2 separate regions of the Homo sapiens genome follow, and region 2 is linked to region 1. A link is an interaction called in ENCODE POLR2A ChIA-PET data of the cell type or tissue named here. Cell type or tissue: CD4-positive, alpha-beta T cell. All regions are shown on one strand.

Evidence for each region. Peaks named below come from ENCODE experiments on the same cell type or tissue, not always from the same donor. Only the 100,000 strongest peaks of a DNase experiment are listed, where the experiment ranks them.
Region 2: POLR2A ChIA-PET joins it to region 1 with 5 read pairs; 7 of 35 experiments call an interaction of 5 or more read pairs at or near these places.

Annotation. Positions count from the first base shown.
Region 1 is chr1:31,887,418-31,892,417 of GRCh38, reverse strand. No RefSeq gene overlaps it. Among named protein-coding and RNA genes, the nearest start is that of PTP4A2, 48 kb to the left of the region's middle. RefSeq lists enhancers at 2,734-2,883, 3,174-3,223. In CD4-positive, alpha-beta T cell, no CTCF peak of the experiment used is centred here; a DNase peak (open chromatin) is centred at 3,037; H3K27ac peaks cover 1,074 bases.
Region 2 is chr1:31,979,454-31,984,453 of GRCh38, reverse strand. No RefSeq gene overlaps it. Among named protein-coding and RNA genes, the nearest start is that of KHDRBS1, 32 kb to the left of the region's middle. In CD4-positive, alpha-beta T cell, no CTCF peak of the experiment used is centred here; DNase peaks (open chromatin) are centred at 2,183 and 2,843; H3K4me3 peaks cover 312 bases; H3K27ac peaks cover 1,818 bases.

The DNA of each region.
Region 1 (5,000 bases):
TCAGCCTTGGTCTCCCAAAGTGCTGGGATTATAGGAATGAGCCACAGCGCCTGGCCAGATAATTGCTTTTGAATACTGGAAGACTATTTCTTCAGTTTTTAAAAATTCTGTTTACAATGTGATGGCTACAGACATGATACACTTTTAAGTAAAAGCCGCATTACTAACATTTTCTCCTTTACTTTCATAAGTCTAAACAATCAATAAAACAATAAATAAATCAAGTTCTGACTTATAGCATGTGGTAATTTCCATGGTTAGTTTCAAGCTACCAATTGACATCACTGAACACAGAGCTGGGAAACGAGGTGCAGTGGCACATCATTATGGCATTTCCACCATATAGATACAGTAAGTATAAGAGCATGGATAATAAAGCCTAGTAAAATAATTAGGAAGTGATGAGTTTTAAGAATTTATGACCTTTGTTATTAATTTAATTTATATTTGATTGTAAGTCTCTTCAACTAATTTTTTAATAATGACTGTATTGGCTGGGCACAGTGGCTCACGCCTATATTCTTAACACTTTGGGAGGCCAAGGCAGGCAGATCACCTGAGGTTGGGAGTTCGAGACCAGCCTGACCAACATGGAGAAACCCCATTTCTACTAAAAATACAAAATTAGCTGGGCATAGTGGCGCATGCCTATAATCCCAGCTACTCAGGAGGCTGAGGCAGGAGAATCGCTTGAACCTGGGAGACAGAGATTGCAGTGAGCCGAGATCGCGCCATTGCACTCCAGCCTGGGCAACAACAGTGAAACTCCATCTCAAAAAAAAAAAGCTGTATCTAACAACCAGCTTGCAACATTTCTGAAATTTAGTAATCAGCTCTCATTTGATGCAAGCTGGCTCCAACCAACAAACCACCGTGTCTAGTCAGTCATTTCCATACTGATTCTCTGCCACAGCCCATCAATCCATCTGTCACTTTCTCACCTGTAACACATACATTTACCCTGTGATTCATTTTCTATTCATTCCTCAAGCCACCACAACCTGACTTGTCGTTTCCACGACAGACCCTTTGCTAGGAAGTAAAGGATTCTTTTCTTTCCCTTGCCCTGTGAATTCCAGTGTCCTCAGGGCTCTGTCTTGGGTCATCTGCTTTCTCTTTCTATACACTGTGCTTTGGTGATCTCATTCAAACCCTGACATTAAGTATACTGATGGCTCCCAAGTCTATAATTCTAACCCATGCGCCTCTCTGGAGTTCCAGACCCATGTGTCCAGCAGTCTATTGGACATCACTTGTTTGTCTTCTTGGTAATTCAAACTCAGCATTTCAAGAACATATTTGTTGTTTCCCCAGACTCCAACCTCCACCTCACAAATCTGATGTCGCCTCTCTTTTTCCTGTCTCATTAAATGGAGATACCTTACCTACTAAGTCATCTGAGCCAGACACCTGGGAGTCATCCTCACTTATTTTTTTTTTTTTTTGAGGAGGGGTCTCACTCTGTTGCCTAGGCTGGAGTGCAGTGGCACAGGTCTCAGCTTACTGCAGCCTCTGCCTCTGGGCTCAAGTGATCCTCCCACCTCAGCCTCCCGAGTACCTGGGACTACAGGCACACACCACCAGCACCCGGCTAATTTTTGTATTTTTGTAGAGATCGGGTTTCTCCATGTTGCCCAGGCTGGTCTTGAACTCCTGGACTCAAGCAATCCACCCATCTCGGCCTCCCAAAGTGTTGGGATTACAGGCGTGAGCCATCGAACCCATGCAGTGTCCTGATCCTGGTTCAATGCAGCCTCGATCTCTCCAGACTCAAATGATCCGCCCACCTCAGCCTCCCGAGTAGCTGGGACTACAGATTCAGGGCATCACGCCCAGCTAATTGTTTTATTTTTTATAGAGATGGGGCCTTGCCATGTTGCCCAGGATGGTCTTGAACTCCTGGCCTCAAGTAATCCTCCCACCTTAGCCTCCCAAAGTGCTGGGATTGCAGGCATGAGCCACCACACCCCACCCATCTTCACTTTTTACTCTGGTACCAAATCCAGATTGATCCAGTCATTCATTTATCCATCTGTTGAACTTTCCGGCAAATATTTAATAGAACAGCTGCATAGTATATTGGGTAAGAGCACTGGAGCCTGAAGTCAGCCTGCCAGGCATCAGATCCTGGCTCTGCCATTTAACTAGCTTTGGAAACCTTGGGAAATTTGCTTGCCCACTCTGTGTTTCAAGGTTTTTTTTTTTTTTGACAGAGTCTCACTCTGTCATCCAGGCTGGAGTGCAGTGGTGCGATCTTGGCTCACTGCAACTTCTGTCTCCTGGGTTCAAGTGATTCTCTTGCCTCAGCCTCCCACATAGCTGGGATTACAGGTGTGTGCCACCACACCCATCTAATTTTTGTATTTTTAGTAGAGACGGGGTTTCACCATGTTGGCCAGGCTGATCTCAAACTCTTGATGACTGTCTTCTTATAAGGACAACAGTTATAGTGAATTAAGTGTCCACCCTACTCTAGTGTGATCTCTTCTTAACTAATTACATCTACAATGACTCTATTTCCAAATAAGGTCACATTCTGAGGTACTGGGGGTTAGGACTTCAACATAGCTCTTTTGGAGGGACATACTCTGCTATAGTCAGAATGTTTGTGTTCCCCTCAAATTCATATGTTGAAATCCTAACTCCTAAGGTGATGGTATTAGGAGGTGGGGTCTTTGGGAAGGCAGAACACTCATGATTGGGATTAGTGCCCTTATAAAGAGACCCCAGAGAGCTAGCCTGGCCCTTCTACTATGTGAGGACATAGTAAGAAGGCACTATCTGTGAACCAGGAAGTGGGCCCTCACCAGACACTGAGGCTGTCAGGGCCTTGATCTTAGACATCCAAGCCTCCAGAACTATGAGTAACAAATTCTGTTGTTTATAAGCCACCCTGTTATAGCAGCCCAAATGGACTAAGACAGCGTTCAATGCGTAACAGGCAGGAACTCTGATACAGGAATCATATCTGCTTTCTGACCTTGTGTGGCTCACAGTCTAATGTGCGGCAGTTGTTAATGTCTTACTTCCTGTCCCCGCCCACCGCGACTGTCTTAGTTCCTTTTGTCTCACAACAGCCTCCTGAGTAGACCCTAGTCTGGCCCCACCATAGTGCATCCTCCATGGGGTGTCAGAGTGATCTTTCCAACACATAGGTTGATCATGGCACCTCCTTCTGAAGCTCCCTGGGCCTTCAGGTAAAGGTTTAGCATGAAAAATCCTTCTAGTTCTAGCTCCTTCCTGCTTGTCTGCACTGAACCTTATACCACAGCCCAGAAAACTGTTTGTAGTTCCCTGATCATATTCTTCTTCTTCTTCTTTTTTTTTTTTTTTTGAGATGGAGTTTTGCTTTGTTGCCCAGGCTGGAGTGTAATGGCGCAATCTCAGCTCACTGCGACCTCTGCCTCCCAGGTTCAAGCGATTCTCCTGCCTCAGCCTCCTGTGTAGTAGCTGGGATTACAGGCGCCTGCCACCACACCTGGCAAATTTTTGTATTTTTAGTAGAGACGGGATTTCACCATGTTGGCCAGGCTGGTCTTGAACTCCTGACCTCAGGTAATCCACCCATCTCGGCCTCTCAAAGTGCTAGGAATACAGGCGTGAGCCACCACGCCGGCTATATTTTTTAAAATTTAAAATTACTTCCTTAGGCACAACTCAACAACAAAAAGACAAACAACCCAATTTAAAAATGGGCAAAGACTTGAGTAGACATTTCTCCAAATAATATATATAAATGGCCAAAAGCACATGAAAAGATGCTCAATGTCATTAATCACTAGATTAATGCGAATAAAACTACAATGAGATACCACTTCATACCCACTAGGATGGTTATAATAAGAAAAGTAACAAGTGTTGGCGAGGATGTGGAGAAGGAGAAATTGGAACATTGCTGGTGGGAATGTAAAATGGTGCAGCTGCCGTGAAAACAATTTGGCAGGACCTCAATAAGCTAAACATAGAATTCATAGAATACTGTCTGACCCAGCAGTTCCACTTCTAGGTATGTACTCAGAAGAATTGAAAACAAGTGTTCAATTGATGGCTCACGCCTGTAATCCCAGCATTTTGGGAGGCTGATGCGGGAGGATCACCGAGGTCAGGAGTTCGAGACCAGCCTGACCAACATGGAGAAACTCCATCTCTACTAACAATACAAAATTAGCTGGGTGTGGTGGCACATGCCTATAATCCCAGCTACTCAGGAGGCTGAGGCAAGAGAATCGCTTGAACCCGGGAGGCGGAGGTTGCGGTGAACCGAGATCACACCATTGCACTCCAGCCTGGCCAACAAGAGCAAAACTCCGTCTCAAAAAAAAAAAAAAAAAAAAGAAAAACAAAAAGAAAACAAGTGTTCAAATAAAAACTGTACACAAATGTTCATAGCAACATTATTCACAATAATCCAAAAGTGGAAATGACCACCCATGGATGGACAAAGAAAATGTGGTATCTCTATACAATGAAATATTACTCAGCCAGACTGGGCGCGGTGGCTCACGCCTATAATCCCAACACTTTGGGAGGCCGAGGTGGGTGGATCACTTGAGGTCAGGAGTTTGAGACCAGTCTGGCTAACATGGTGAAACCCCGTCTCTACTAAAAATACAAAAATTGGCCAGGCACGGTGGCGGGTGCCTGTAATCCCAGCTACTCGGGAGGCTGAGGCAGGAGAATGAATCACTTGAACCTGGGAGACAGAGGTTGCAGTGAGCCAAGATTGTGCCACCGCCCTCCAACCTGGGTGACAGAGCAAGGCTCCATCTAAAAAAAAAAAAAAAAAAGAAATATTACTCAGCCATAAAAAGATGTGCAGTCCTGAAGTCCTGATATATGTCAGAACGTGGATGAGCCTCAAAACCCTAATGTTAAATGAAAGAAGCCGGACAGAGTCACATAACGTGTGATTCTGTTTATATGAGTAATATCCAGAAGAGTTAACTTTATAGGGGAACAAAAGTAGATTGGTGGTTGCTAGGGGATGAGGGGAGGGGAAA
Region 2 (5,000 bases), 92 kb before region 1:
AATTCTCCTGCCTCAACCTCCCAAGTAGCTGTGATTACAGGCACCTGCCACCAAGCCCAGCTATTTTTTGTATTTTTAGTAGAGAAGGGTTTTCACCATGTTGGCCAGGCTGATCTCAAACTCCTGACCTCAGGCGATCTGCTTGCCTTGGCCTCTTAAAGTGCTGGGATTATAGGCCTGACTCACCATGCCCGGCCTACTGTCTGATTTTTTAAATTAAAAATATTTTGTTTTTGTTTTTGTTTTTAGTGACAGGGTCTTGCTATGTTGCCCAGGCTGGAGTATAGTGGCTATTCACAGGTGCAATCATAGCTTACTGCAGCCTCAAACTCCTTGGGTCAAGCAATCCTCTTTCCTCAGGCTCCTGAGTAGCTGGGACTATAGGCACATACCACCACACCCAACTTGAAGTTTTATACATGTATATACCTGTATAACCATCAACCAGATCAAAATCCGGATTATTTCCAGGACCCTAGAAGGTTCTCTTGGCCGCCTTTCAGACATACCCCCTGTCACAATAGAAACGATTATTTCTGACCTCCATTACCATCAACTAACTATACCTGTTTTTGAGATTTTTCTAAATGGAATTGCATGGTGTACATTATTTTTGTTCTGGCTTCTTTCACTCAATATTATAGCTATAAAATTCATCCATGTTAGTACTTAGTACTTGTTTTTTTATGTATGTGGTATAGTATTCTATCAAATGAACATATAACAATGGAGGCATTTGGGTTGTTTCTAGCTTTTGGTTATTCTGAATAATGCTGTTACAAACATTCTTTTACATATGTCTTTTTGGTAGACTCAACCATTTATTTTTCTTGGCTATATATATTTGAGTGGAACTGCTAGGTCAGAGGGGATACGTATGTTTAGTTTTAGTAAATACCGCCAGTTTTCCAAAGTGGTTGTACCAGTTTACACTCCTTTCAGTGGTGTATGAGAATTCCAGTTGTTAATATTGTCAGTCGTTTTAATTTCAAATTTCAGCCATTCTGATAGGTACGTAGTGGTATCTCACTGTTTTAATGTATCTACCCACATAGTAATAAGTAATAATATTTTTTGTTTTGAGACAGGGTCTTTTTCTGTTGCCGAGGCTGGGGTGCAGTGGCATGATCATGGCTCATTGTAGCCTCAACCTCCCAGGCTCAAGCAATCCTCCTGCCTCAGCTCCCTGGGTAGCTGGGACTGCAAGTGCATGCCAACACATCTGGCTAATTTTTAAGTTTTTTGTAGAGATGAGGTCGGGCTATGTTGCCCAGGCTGGTCTTGAACTCCTGGCCTCAAGTGATCTGCCCGCCTCGGCTTCCCAAAGTGCTGGAATTACAGGCATGAGCCATCAAGCCCGGCCAGTAATAATGTTTTTACATGCTTGTTTCTTGTGCTATTTGGCCATCTGGATGTCTTTGTTGAAGAGTCTGTTCCCACTTGGTCCCCTCACCCAAGGATGTCTCTCCTACACTCAGTAACCATTTGATGACCTTAACTGATGGTCATTCAATGGTCATCCTTGTGCTGATCACACCCAGATCTCTGTCCAGAGATCCTGCTCCCAAATGCCATACCCACATATTCAGCTGGCTCTTTGATATCTCTAACAGAATGACCCATGTGCCCCTCAGGATCAATATCCAAACTAAAAGCTTCATCTCCTCTTCAGCCCCTAATCCATTTTCCTTCCTTTCTGCTCAGGCCACTCCAGGGCACCCAGACTGGCCCATCATCTTCATCCTCACGGACTCTGTGAATGTTTAGGCCCCAATCTCACACATTTCAAGAAATGTGGCCAGGCGTGGTGGCTCACACCTGTAATCTCAGCACTTTGGGAGGCCGAGGCAGGTGGATAACTGGAGGTTAAGAGTTCGAGACTAGCCTGGACAACATGGTGAAACCCTGTCTCTACTAAAAATACAAAAATTAGGCAGGGGTGGTGGCAGGCGCCTATAATCCTAGCTCCTTGGGAGGCTGAGGCAGGAGAATCCCTTGAACCTGGGAGGCGGAGGTTGCAGTGAGCCGAGATCACGCCACTGCATACCAGCCTGGGTGACAGAGCGAGACTCTGTCTCAAAAAAAGGAAGGGAGGGAGGGAGGGAGGGAGGGAGGGAAGGAAATAAAAATATGCACAGCCTGTTTCCTTTCCCCACCCCACACCCTCTTTGCCCTGGATACCTCCTCCTTGGGTCTCAGCTTACATGCCACTTCCTCTGGTTTAGGTGTTTCCTCTGCTGTCTTCCAGTGCCAGTTCCTTCCTGTCAAGTCATTTATCACACTGGCTTATAATTACCAGTGTCAATGCCTGAATCCCTGGATCATCTGTTGTTTTGCCTGCTCAGCATTCTTTCCCCTCCTCTCAGTAGTCTAGTTTTCGCTAGGAGCCATCTCTCCATTCTTGCTCCGTGTGTTGGGGTGTGGCTGCAGAGAAGGATGTGCATATCACCCAGGCCCGACAAGTCAGCATATTCCATCCTTTAGTTCTGTAACTGGGTCAATGTTAAGCACAGAACCAAGGTAGTTGATCAGAGCAATCTTAGGATTTTTGCTGGAACAAATGGGAAAGAAGCATTCTTTTTCTGAGGGGGTTACTACAGGGCTAAGATGAAAGCCTGGAGCCTGGGGGATCCTGGTCTGGGGAGTGACCCAGGCCTACCTCACCACACATTTTGGTGGGAGATCTCCCTTCCACATTACTAAAGCACATAGATTCTACAAAAAAACATATCTCCACAGCCCTTTTGCAATTCTGGTGCAATAGTGGATTTTCTAATTATCTTCATTTAGCTTTGTTGTCAAACTACAGAGTAGTAGGGGTTTTTGTGTGTGTGTATGTGGTTTTTTTTTTTTTTTTTGACACGGAGTCTCACTTTGTCGCACAGGCTGGAGTGCAGTGGTGTGATCTCACCTCACTGCAACCTCTGCCTCCCAGGTCAAGTGGTGATTCTCCTGCCTCAGCCTCCTGAGTAGCTGGAATTATAGTCATGCACCACCATGCCCGGCTAATTTTTTTGTATTTTTAGTACAGACGGGGTTTTGCCACGTTGGCCAGGCTGGTCTCGAACTGCTGACCTCAGGTGATCTGCCTGCCTCAGCCTCCCAAAGTGCTGGGTTTACAGCTGTGAGCTACTGCGCCCAGCCTGAGTAGTAGTTTTTGAGAGCACAGATTCCGCAGTAACTTAAGGGTTTGAATCTAGCACTGCCATATGTCACATGTGACTTTGAGCAAACTGCTTAGACTCTCTGTGCCTCAGTTACGTCATCTGTAAAATGGAGATGATAACAGTACTTACTTTATAGTGTTTTTGTGAGAATTAAATGAATTGATTAATGTAAAAGGACTTGTTTACACTGTGGGGAAAATACCACCCGGGACATTTCACAAAGGAAGTGAAAGCAAGGCCAGGTTTCCAAGTGGCTAAAGATGGCTTTGCTGGCAGTGGGGAGTGTGACAGGCTAATAGCCTGAGCGTCTTACCAGTAACTGCTAGTGAATTCCCTTGTTTTCTCTATTTCATCTGTTGTGTGTTCTTAATCTCACACTGACATCTCCGATGAAACCCTTTTCAAGTGTTTGGCATCTCATGGGGGTTTGACAGCAAGGGTGGTAGCCAAGCGGGTTTAACTCCAAAGGGATAATGGTGGTGTTTGCTGCAAAAACTTGAGAGGTAACATTGTTTACAGTGTACAGAGTATTTCATTTGCATATTAAGTTCACTGACTGCGATTCTAGCACGTATATAACCACGTTACACAGAAAATTCAGAAACTCCTCCAGCTACTACCTAACTCTGGAACTGCACATACCTGGGACATAGTAAAATATTGCAATCTTAATAATATAGACTTTGGCCAGGCAAGGTGGCTTATGCCTGTAATCCCAGCACTTTGGGAGGCTGAGTTGGGTGGATCACCTGAGGTCAGGAGTTCGAGACTAGCCTGGCCAACATGGTGAAACCCCGTCTCTACTAAAAATACAAAAATTAGCTGGGCATGGTGATGGGCACCCGTAGTCCCAGCTACTTGGGAAGCTGAGGCAGAAGAATTACTTGAACCTGGGAGGTGGAGGTTGCAGTGAGCCGAGATTGCGCCACTGCACTCCAGCCTGGGCAATGGAGCAAGACTCTGTCTCCAAAAAAAAAAAAAAAAAAAAAGAGAGACAGAGAGAGAATATAGGCTTTGGGGTTGGTCATACCTGGGTTTAGGTTTCGTCTCTGCCTTTTGCTTGCTTGTGTGAACTTAAGCTAGTAATTTATCCTTTCCGAGCCTCACTTTTTTCCATGGAAATGGATAAAGTAATTGCTCCTAAGGTCGCTTCATGGTACAGTCCAGGGCTACCAATCACAACATATTCTATATATCGGTAGCACATATCTTACAAGGTGGATGTAAAAATTAAATGAGATGGTTTCTGTATTGCAAATAGCTCAGCGATGGGCTGATAGCACTTAGTACATCTTAGTACATGTTAGTTGCTATTATTAGGTATTTATGTGCAGAAGTCCTTCTGATAATAATTGTCATAATAGCAAGAGTGGAGTCGGAAGAACTGATGAGGAAGGCTTTCTGAGGAAATTCTAAGTTGTTTTATTTTTATTTATTTATTTATTTATTTATTTATTTATTTATTTATTTATTTGAGATGGAGTCTCGCTCTGTCGCCCAGGCTGGAGTGCAGTGGCGCGATCTCGGCTCACTGCAAGCTCTGCCTCCCAGGTTCACGCCATTCTCCTGCCTCAGCCCCCCGAGTAGCTGGGACTACAGGCGCCCGCCACCATGCCCGGCTAATTTTTTTATATTTTTTAGTAGAGATGGGGTTTCACCATGTTAGCCAGGATGGTCTCGATCTCCTGACCTCGTGATCTGCCCGCCTCAGCCTCCCAAAGTGCTGGGATTACAGGTGTGAGCCACCATGCCCAGCCGTTTTTTAATTTTTTTAATTTTTTAAATTGTATGTCCTCTGGTGTTGAAACTGAAAGATTCTAAGGTTTAAACTGG